Linked DNA regions of Mus musculus: region 1 is linked to region 2. A link is a loop called in an ENCODE intact Hi-C map of the cell type or tissue named here. Cell type or tissue: heart. All regions are shown on one strand. Each heading gives the region's core, and the rest is flanking DNA. Links, peaks and the distances in the headings are about the cores only.

The links. Hi-C counts contacts between places; a loop is a spot of excess contacts. Peaks named below come from ENCODE experiments on the same cell type or tissue, not always from the same donor. Only the 100,000 strongest peaks of a DNase experiment are listed, where the experiment ranks them.
Region 1: it touches region 2 in a loop (5-fold over the local background); 5 of 42 quality-filtered maps call a loop at or near these places.

The regions. Positions count from the first base shown.
Region 1 is chr3:51,509,236-51,513,625 of GRCm38, forward strand. Gm36008 (a long non-coding RNA gene) reads left to right here and starts at 1,753. Exons shown (of 4, transcript XR_003954701.1): 1 at 1,753-1,923; 2 at 4,194-4,247. In heart, for the core only: a CTCF peak has its summit at 1,820 (motif pointing right); a DNase peak (open chromatin) is centred at 1,856; H3K27ac peaks cover 332 bases.
Region 2 is chr3:51,581,384-51,585,773 of GRCm38, forward strand. No RefSeq gene overlaps it. Among named protein-coding and RNA genes, the nearest start is that of Setd7, 23 kb to the left of the region's middle. In heart, for the core only: a CTCF peak has its summit at 2,380 (motif pointing right); DNase peaks (open chromatin) are centred at 2,408 and 2,698; H3K27ac peaks cover 448 bases; H3K27me3 peaks cover 442 bases.

The DNA.
Region 1 (4,390 bases), core at 317-4,316, 72 kb before region 2:
ACAAGAGATGACAGCTATCTTACTACTTGCTTAGGAAGCAAAATCGTTGCTATGGGGTATGCTACCTCCTTTGGTATACATAACCCACTCAAATGACAAGCTGGACTGTGAATTTTTAAAATTAGTTTCCTATGGATTGGCAAGATGGTTCAGCCATCCAAAGCAGGGATGCTGAGGCTGTGACAATCTTGGTTTCATCCCTGGGATCCACACATCGGAGGGAACTAACCTCTACAAGCTGCCCTCTGACCTCCACACTCATGCTAACACACACACACACACACACACACACACACACACACACACACACACACACACAGAGAGAGAGAGAGAGAGAGAGAGAGAGAGAGAGACAGAGACAGAGACAGAGACAGAGACACAGAGAGAGATTAAAATGTTAAATCACATTTTAATTTATTTTTGTACATGCATGTTTGTACACATGTGGAGGTGAGAGGACCACTCCCAGGAGTCTGTGCTCTCTTTCCTCCACTCGGGGACTGAACACAGGGCCCCAGGTGCCACAGTAGCAGCAGGTGCCTTTCCCCACTGAGCCATCCGGCCATCCCTGACTTAATTTTCATTTCAAGCTTTTTTTTTTTTTGAGATGACTGTCTCACTAGGTAGCCCTGGTTACCCCTGGAACTTGCTGTGTAGACTATGCTAGCCTTGAGCTCATCTATAGATCCCCTTGCCTCCTGTGTGCTAGGATTAAAGGCATGTGCTGCCATGCCTTGCTTATCTCCAGCTCTGGGTACAGGTGCCCAAGACGTCCCTATTTTAGAGAGGTGTGCTCTCTGCCAGAGAGCAGCTGGAGCCTGGAATCAAGAAGAAATCCATGAAGCTGCCTACTACCTGTAACTTGATTTAATTCCTTGTGTTTGGTGCATATGATGAAGGCGAAGACAACATCGTCCATGAACCAGGACTCTCTCTGCAGCAGGGACTGAGCACTGAAGATGACATAGGGAAGTTCAGGGTTTAGAGCCTTTAGGACTAATGGGCGCATAACTGCATTCTAGCTAAAGCACCTTAAAGTGCCTGGAGACTTAAAAAAAACAAAAACAAAAAACAAAACAAAACAAAACAAAATAAAAAAACACCTCTGGATGGTGGTGGCACACTCCTTTAATCCCAGCATTTGGGAGGTTGAGGCGGGTGGATTTCTGGGTTCTGAGGCCAGCCTAGTCTACAGAGTGAGTTCCAGGACACAGAGAAACTTTGTCTTGAAAATCAAACCCCAAACCCCAAACCATACCAAACAAAAGAATCTTTGTCTTTAAATATAAACCAGCTTTGTTTGATGCAGTTTACTGTAGGCACCAAATGTACTATTAGCCGTCTTAAATATGGGCTTTAAAAACAATTACGAAGCTATTCAAAGTTCAATCTGGTGATTAAGAAAAAGATTAGGTAAAGTTGGTTTTGTCCTTTGTGATGTGTGCATGATTGAGCACGTGTGTGTTTGAGCACGTGTGTGTGTGTGTGTGTGTGTGTGTGTGTGTGTGTGGGTGGGTGGGTGTGTGGGCGTGCGCGTGCGCGCCCCCCTACCCCCCACCCCCCCAGTCCTGCCACTCAGCCACACCTGGGCAGACTTCTCCTTTTTATTCTTCTTTGTTTTGTTTGTTTGTTGTGTTTTTTGTTTTGAGAAGTTCTTATGTAGCCCAGGCTAGCCTTGATATAGCCCAGGGTGACTTGAATTCCTGATTTTCCAGCCTCTGTTTCCCTTCTCAAGTGGTATGTGCCTGGCCTTTGTGTTTCTTTTGAAGACACGTAGGAACTAGGCCTTAGGAAATGATAGGAGGATAAGCTCTCGCCACAAGAGGGCGCTGAGCCACAGAGAAAGCCAAGGATTGTCTGGGAAGCAAAAGCTAGGGGTGAAGGCAATTTCCGGGGAGCCCCTAAGGAGTCAGCGGATGGGAGGTAACTTTCATTTTTCTCCTCACTTCAGTCGCTCAGACTCCAAGCACAGGGCTCACTCTTCATTCATTCCCAGCATCTTCTTTTCCGTTCTGGAGACTGGCTCTGGAGCCTTTGCCTGGCCAGGGCAACTCACTTCCTACGACTACAAACCCTAGAAAACATGCAAGGCAGCACAGCGTGGGTGGAATGGGGGCGGGGGGGGGGATACATCTCCGGTGATCTCCTTACAGTCCTAGGATACCTTCTGTCATTTTCACCCCAAGGTCTGAACTCAGGAAGGTCCTGCACCCCAGAGCCAATACAGCCCTGGTGTGCTTCCCCTGACTCAACGTCCTCCTTGCAGAAGACACAGGCAAAGCGCTTGCCCTAATCGGCTCTAGATTCCTCTGTCTCCTCGCCAATCTTGTATTTCCCTGTGTGGCCACACAGGATGTGAAAACTGTCACTGACAAAGTGTCTCTCCACTGACACTTGTGTCCTCGTCTTTATCATTATACCTAAATATTAGCAAACCTTACATTTGTGTGTCTATATGTGTGTGTGGTGTATATTCTAAGCTTCCTGAGTTCAGAAAAGGGTATTGGTCATTACCACCCTTTGCCTTATTCCTGGGACAGGATTTCTCCTCGCTGAACCTGGAGCTGAGCTGGTGGCCAGCAAGCCCAAAGTGGCCCTCTTGTCACTGCCCCACCCCTGAGATCAACAGCTGAGGTGGAGGCCACAGCTTAGCTTTTTATGTGGGTCCTTAGGGATCTGAACTGAAATCTTCATATTTGATCAGCAAGTCTCCAGTCCCAAGTCTGCATTTTAAAAGCCTAACTCCATTGTCCAGCAATTGCTATTGTAAGTTACATCCCAAGGAGACTGGGTTCTGCAATGGGCCTGGGCAGCATAGTAGAGCTGGCCCTGATGGCGTGGGTGCAGATGAGCCAGCCCGGAAGGCATGAGGGAGCATGAGTGGGAGAGTTGGCCCTGCCCTTGCTGGTGGTGGCATCGGTTGAGCCAGCCTGGATGGGGCAGTAGAGCTTGCCCTTATGGTGTGGTTGTGGCAGGCTGCCCAGGGTAGATACTTCACAGGCCCAGATCCAGGGCTTTCATCGAATTGGCCCATGCCAGCATCTACCCCATCAATGAACTGCTGGAGTGCGTGAAGGACCTGGTCCTGCAGATCCAAAACTGCAGGATCTCCATGATACAGAGCAACAACAGTATATCCAAGAGGAGTCCCATTGAGGTTCCAGTAATTGATAGAGTAGCAGAAGCCAGAGGCCTTGTCACCTGACCAAGGACTCTGCAAGCAAAGAAGTGTGGGCAAAAGGGTATACTGTGGGGTACACTGTGACAACACTAAAGCTTCCACAATGAGATGTTTTTGTTGGGGTGTTCTTGCGCACGCCAGACGACGCTGCAACAGGATCCTTCTGCACACGTTTATTGGGAGAGCTTGATTGCAGAGGCGAAAAGACCCCGAGCCCAGAACTGGTGCTGCTTATATAGGCCTAGGAAAGGCGTGTCTCACACCCGGATTGGTTATGCACTAAGCCTCATTTGCATGTTCCTCATCTGATTGGCTACTCTCTCTCTCTGTACCTCACAGAGCCTCATTATCATACCTCATTTGCATGTCTCACATCTGATTGGTTATACTCTCAAAGCCTCATTTTCATGCCCGGGCCAGGCAGTGTCTTTGCAAAAGACTTTACTGCATATGTACACATTGGTTGTTTGTCCAAACTTATGCGTGGTGGCCAGCAGTAGTCAGTGCCACTCTGCAACGGCACATGTGGCTTCCCACAGGGTGTGGAGAGGGATGGTTGCAAGGGTATGAGGGGAAGGGGAGGTGAGTGGGACTGGGGTGCATGATGTGAAATCCACAAAGAACCAATAAAAAGTTAAGAAGAAAAGCACCTGGAGCTCTGCCTCTCCTTAGCACCACTCCCCACTTCCACGAGGGCCTCCATCTTCACCGGAGTCTTCACACCACACAGGGGAGGAAGGTCTGGGGAATAACATGGTTTCAAGAGTGTTTCTGAGCCAGATGTAGTAGTAGTAGTAGTACACGCTTGTCATCCCAGAACCTGGGAGGCAGGAGGACTGCCCACAGTTTGAGGCCACTCTGCGCAACATAGCCAGACCCTGACTCAGAAAACCAGAGAGGTGGCCAGATGGCTCAGTGGGTAGCTGTGCTTGTTGACAGCCCCTGTTAGATCCCTGGGGAAACTGATTGAAGGGGAGAACTAACACCGTTAAAGTCATCTTCTGACCCACAGGGACCGACACCCACCCTCCACGGGACAAATGCACTCACCTCATCCCTCTTCCTGGTAAGCAAATAAATGTGATTTAAAATACTTCCCAACCAACGAAACAAGACTGTTTCTAAAAACTGCAATAAGCTCAGTTGAACAAAATTGCTTTGTGAAGACAAACATAGCTTCTTCACTCCACTGGGTGGCTTTCTGGGAAA
Region 2 (4,390 bases), core at 239-4,238:
TTTACACACTGAGCCATCTCTCCAGCCCACAAATGATTCCTTTTGTAAGAATTGTACTTTGTGGGTAATAGCACAGACTGCTCTTCCAAAGGTCCTGAGTTCAAATCCCAGCAACCACATGGTGGCTCACAACCACCCGTAATGAGATCTGATGCCCTCTTCTGGTGTGTCAGAAGACAGCTACAGTGTATTTATGTATAATGATAAATAAATCTTTGGGACTGAACAAGTGGAGTTGACCAGAGTGAGTGGGGCCAACTGGAGCAAGCAGAGGTCCTAAAAATTCAATTCCCAGCAACCACATGAGGGCTCACAACCATCTGTACAGCTACAGTGTACTCACATACATAAAATAAATAAATCTTTTTTAAAAAATGACGCTTTCTTATATGTGTACACGCCACTGCATTTTCGCAATCTCAGCTTAGAGTATTGTCCTTTTTTTTTCTTGATTAGGCTAGCAGATATGTATATATGTACACACACACACACACACACACACACACACACATATTCACCATTGCTGTTCTTTTGCTTTGTTTGGTTTCCAGGGATCCATCCCTTCCCTCCTACACCTCACCCCCTCTTCCCTTCCTTTCTTCTGCCTCACTGAGTAACACTGGCCGGGAACTCACTCTGTAGACCAGGCTGGCCTTGAAGTCAGAGATCCTTCTGCCTCTGCCTCCCAGATGCTGCGATGGATGGCGTGTGCCACCACTGTCCAGCTTAGATTATTTAAGATATCCAAAAACATTGTAAATGCCATGCAACAGTTATTCTACTGTAATGTTTAGAGAATGGTGGTGACGAATCAGGATACGGTCAGCACCACGGCATCCCCCAAATCTTGTCAATTATAGTTGGATGCACAGATGCAGAACACACGGGTATAGGTATGACTGACTAGAGTGTTAGTTCTGCCTTTCTGTTTTCCTTAGACTTTAAAACTTTTTTTGAGTTGAATAATTTTCTTCAGGTTCATTCTTCTTAAATAATTTTTAAGTTAGTATTATTTATTTACTTGTTCCTGTGTTTGTTGATTTGTGTTGTTCCGTGGGGCACACGTGGAGGTCAGAGAACAGTTATGGGAACCTTATAGGAGTCAGTTCTTTCTTTTTAACTGTGTGACTCCTGGGAACTGAACTGAAAGGTTGGCAGGGTGGGCCTTTACCTGAGCCGTCTTGGCAGCCCAACAAATGATTTTGAGAGTTTGGGTTTTCCTTTTAAGACAGACAGACAGACAGACAGATACAATCTCTGATTATATTTCACAGGTTTTAATAAGTAGGATTTTCCTTATTATTTGCTAAATGATCTGGCCTTTTGTCTTTATTCATGGAAATGGAGGATTTTTAGACACAAATGATCCATCATCTTTAAGCCTTGCTGTTGGGTGATGCTGGCCTGGATGCTACTTCTTTTTCTCGAGGCTTCTGCAGATTAAAACCAATAAAGCCTTTTAACAGAATTCCTGTGTCGTGTGTGCTCAATAAGGCTAAATTGCCCTTCTCTGCAGTTTGGGAGGAAATGGAATTGGAAGATGGAACTCCGAGTCCTAACTCTGCCACTTTTTATTGGTAACCAAATAAATAACGCGATTTGAGCCTGGCTTCGTGTACAGCTGTAAGGCTGCTCTGTGTTCTCTTCTGTGCAATTTAGGGCTGCGAGGAACTTGGAATTAGTTTCAATTAGGCTGGCTTAATGATTTCTAGGCCCACTTGTTAGTTGAGTCAGCTTGGCCTTGGGACCTGGAGATGCTGAGTACAGCTCTTGCCGCAGTCAAGCTGATGCCGTGGCTTCCTTGTATCTTCCTGCTCCACACAGAGGAGAAAAACATCCAGACGACCCTGGGCGCTCATTTCCTCCATCTTCTTAGGATAGGCCCTAGGGTTGGCTGGAAGAGATGGTAGCCTGGTGTCAGAGCAGGCTCTGTGGAGACTCTTCCAGGAGGGGCAAAGCTCTCCTGTCACAAAGGTCTCTCCTGCTCAGTTTTCTGGTTGATTTGGCATTTCCTGTCCACAGACTTGGAGATTGTCTTGGCTGTCTCTCTGGTGTGGCTGCCTTTCTGTGACAGGGACCTTACAGCTGCCATAACATGGCTACTTCTTTGCCTGTAGGTTTTCAACACCTGTCCTGCTTGTACAGCCCATATGATTTGATGGCCACAGAGACATACTTTACACCTATGGTGTCTTATAATCCCATAACAGATGATACTATGGAAACGGTGGAAACACCCGGTGCTCAGAAAACACCAGAAATTCCCCCTGAAAGAAGCAGAGAAATAAGTAGAACTCCAACTGCTTTGGTTTGACCCAGGATTTCAACTCCAGGGAGCCATTCCCATCCTAGACTTCGCGGTTTTCCTGTAGGTGGCGCTAAAGGGTCTGATTCCACCAGAGTCTGTTTCTTATGACAAGATTACAGCAGAGGAAAGTGTATGGAACACCATTTCTTCTTTGTCCGCTAGCCCCACGAGGGTGAGCGGCAGCCCCGAGGTAACATGGCGATGCCACAGGAGAAAATTAACATACGGTGATGAAAATATACTTCTTTGAGGAGTGATTTAATTCTAGACAGATTCTGCTTACACAGTCTCAGAAGAGGCAGGAACAAGTGTACAGCCAGCAGCAAGGCCGTCCCTCGAGGTCCCAGTGTGGAGATGAGGTAACCCATGGCTTCTCCACCCCTCACTGCTCCTTTGATAGTTATTTCCTTGATTTCATAGGGTAATTGTGGGCCCTGCAATATCTGAATGTTCCTCAGCTTCCTGTTGACTGTAGGAAATAATTTGTTGGTGTCTGGCTGTCGGAAGTCCCCTGCGAGGCACATCTGGTTTTCAAAGGATCGACAGTGTGCGAGACCTCCCACTCTTCCTCACAGCAGTCTTACCCCCCACCCCCCTTAGTGCCTGCCATTCAGAATGTAAGCCATCAACTCCCTGTTCTTGCCACCGTGTCTGCATCTTGATGCCATGGTTCCCTGCCTTGGCAGACTCTTATGTTTTTCTTCTGTGAGTTGTCTGTTTGTGGTGGGGTGTCATAGCAATGGAAAAGAGACCGACATGCTCCACACGCTGTCTTCTGAGACCCGCTGGAGCACACGTTAACACATTCCCATCTTCTCTTCCTAGCTCAGCAAAAGAGGGATTCTCTGGAGTCCAGGTCACTCCCCAACGAACATTCTCCTTGGACTCAACTTTCGTTTGACTTATATGCTTGCCTTAGGGCAGCCAGAGTGATAATGGATGTCTGTGTGTACACTTTCCCAGGGGATGCAGGGGATGGTGATGCAGGGCGAATGGAGCTCTTGTAACTATGTGTCAGTTAGCTTCCATTGTAACAAGAACATAATTTAAGGGAGGAAGGGCTGGATCCACGGTTTCTTGGCTCTGTTGCTTCTTGGCCCCCACATAATCAGGCAGCATAGCATGAGCATGTGGCAGAACAAAGTGGGTTAGCTCTCAGATAGCAGTGTGCACTGGTGAGAGTGTCCTAAGGGAAAGGCATTCCTCCACAGATCAGCCTTCTCCATCCAGGCCCCACCTCCCAGGAGTCCACTCATCTAAGGTCTGTCAGTAAACTAATCCACTGTAGAAGTTACTGCTTTCCTGGTGTTTGCAAGCTCCGCTCAGAACTCACTGGCTGGCAGCTGGCAACTGAAGGCTGCTCGGGTCATAGCATGTGCAGCTGTGCCCTTCTCTCCATCTTAGCATGGATCCTGGGTACAGGGCCCAGGCTAATAGACTTTAAGCTGGACCTTGCTGCTGCGTATGATGGAGACACAGCAACCAAATGGCCCGCTCTTCTCCTATATCCTCCAGATCATACATTCCTTCTTCCAAATGCAAAACCTCCCCTCGTGCCTCTGGCAGCCAGCAATCAGAGACAGCCAAACTGCGAGTATCACAAATTATTTATCAATGAAGTGGCATGGTGTTGCCTGTGCCCTGGACTACTTGATGCTCCACCTTACCTGCCCTTGGGAGTTGGAGGTGAGGTGGTGCAGACTCCCATAGCAGGTGAGAGATGCCACAGAAAGCTCATCTGCTGCAAGCTCCCTTTCATACCCTCCACCAGCAGCACCCCACTGGTCCCCAGAAAGCATCTCTTTTAAACTGCAGTTCCCGATTGGCTGGCATTGTCTGTGTCAGCAATCCTTGGTCTCTCAGGCAGTCCTCAATCAGGTCCTCTTGTAGGAGATGTGGCTGCGAGGCCTCTGGCTTTTATGCCACTCTTCCTCCTACATCATGGAACCTAGCCTTCCCTGGGAATCTGTAAGGAGTCCCTTTCCCTAACACTGCCACATGGAATCCTGTCATGTTTTCTCTGTGGCATTAATATCTCTTCTAGTAAATCTTTGCCTAAATAGCAATCTGGCTCAGTGTTCC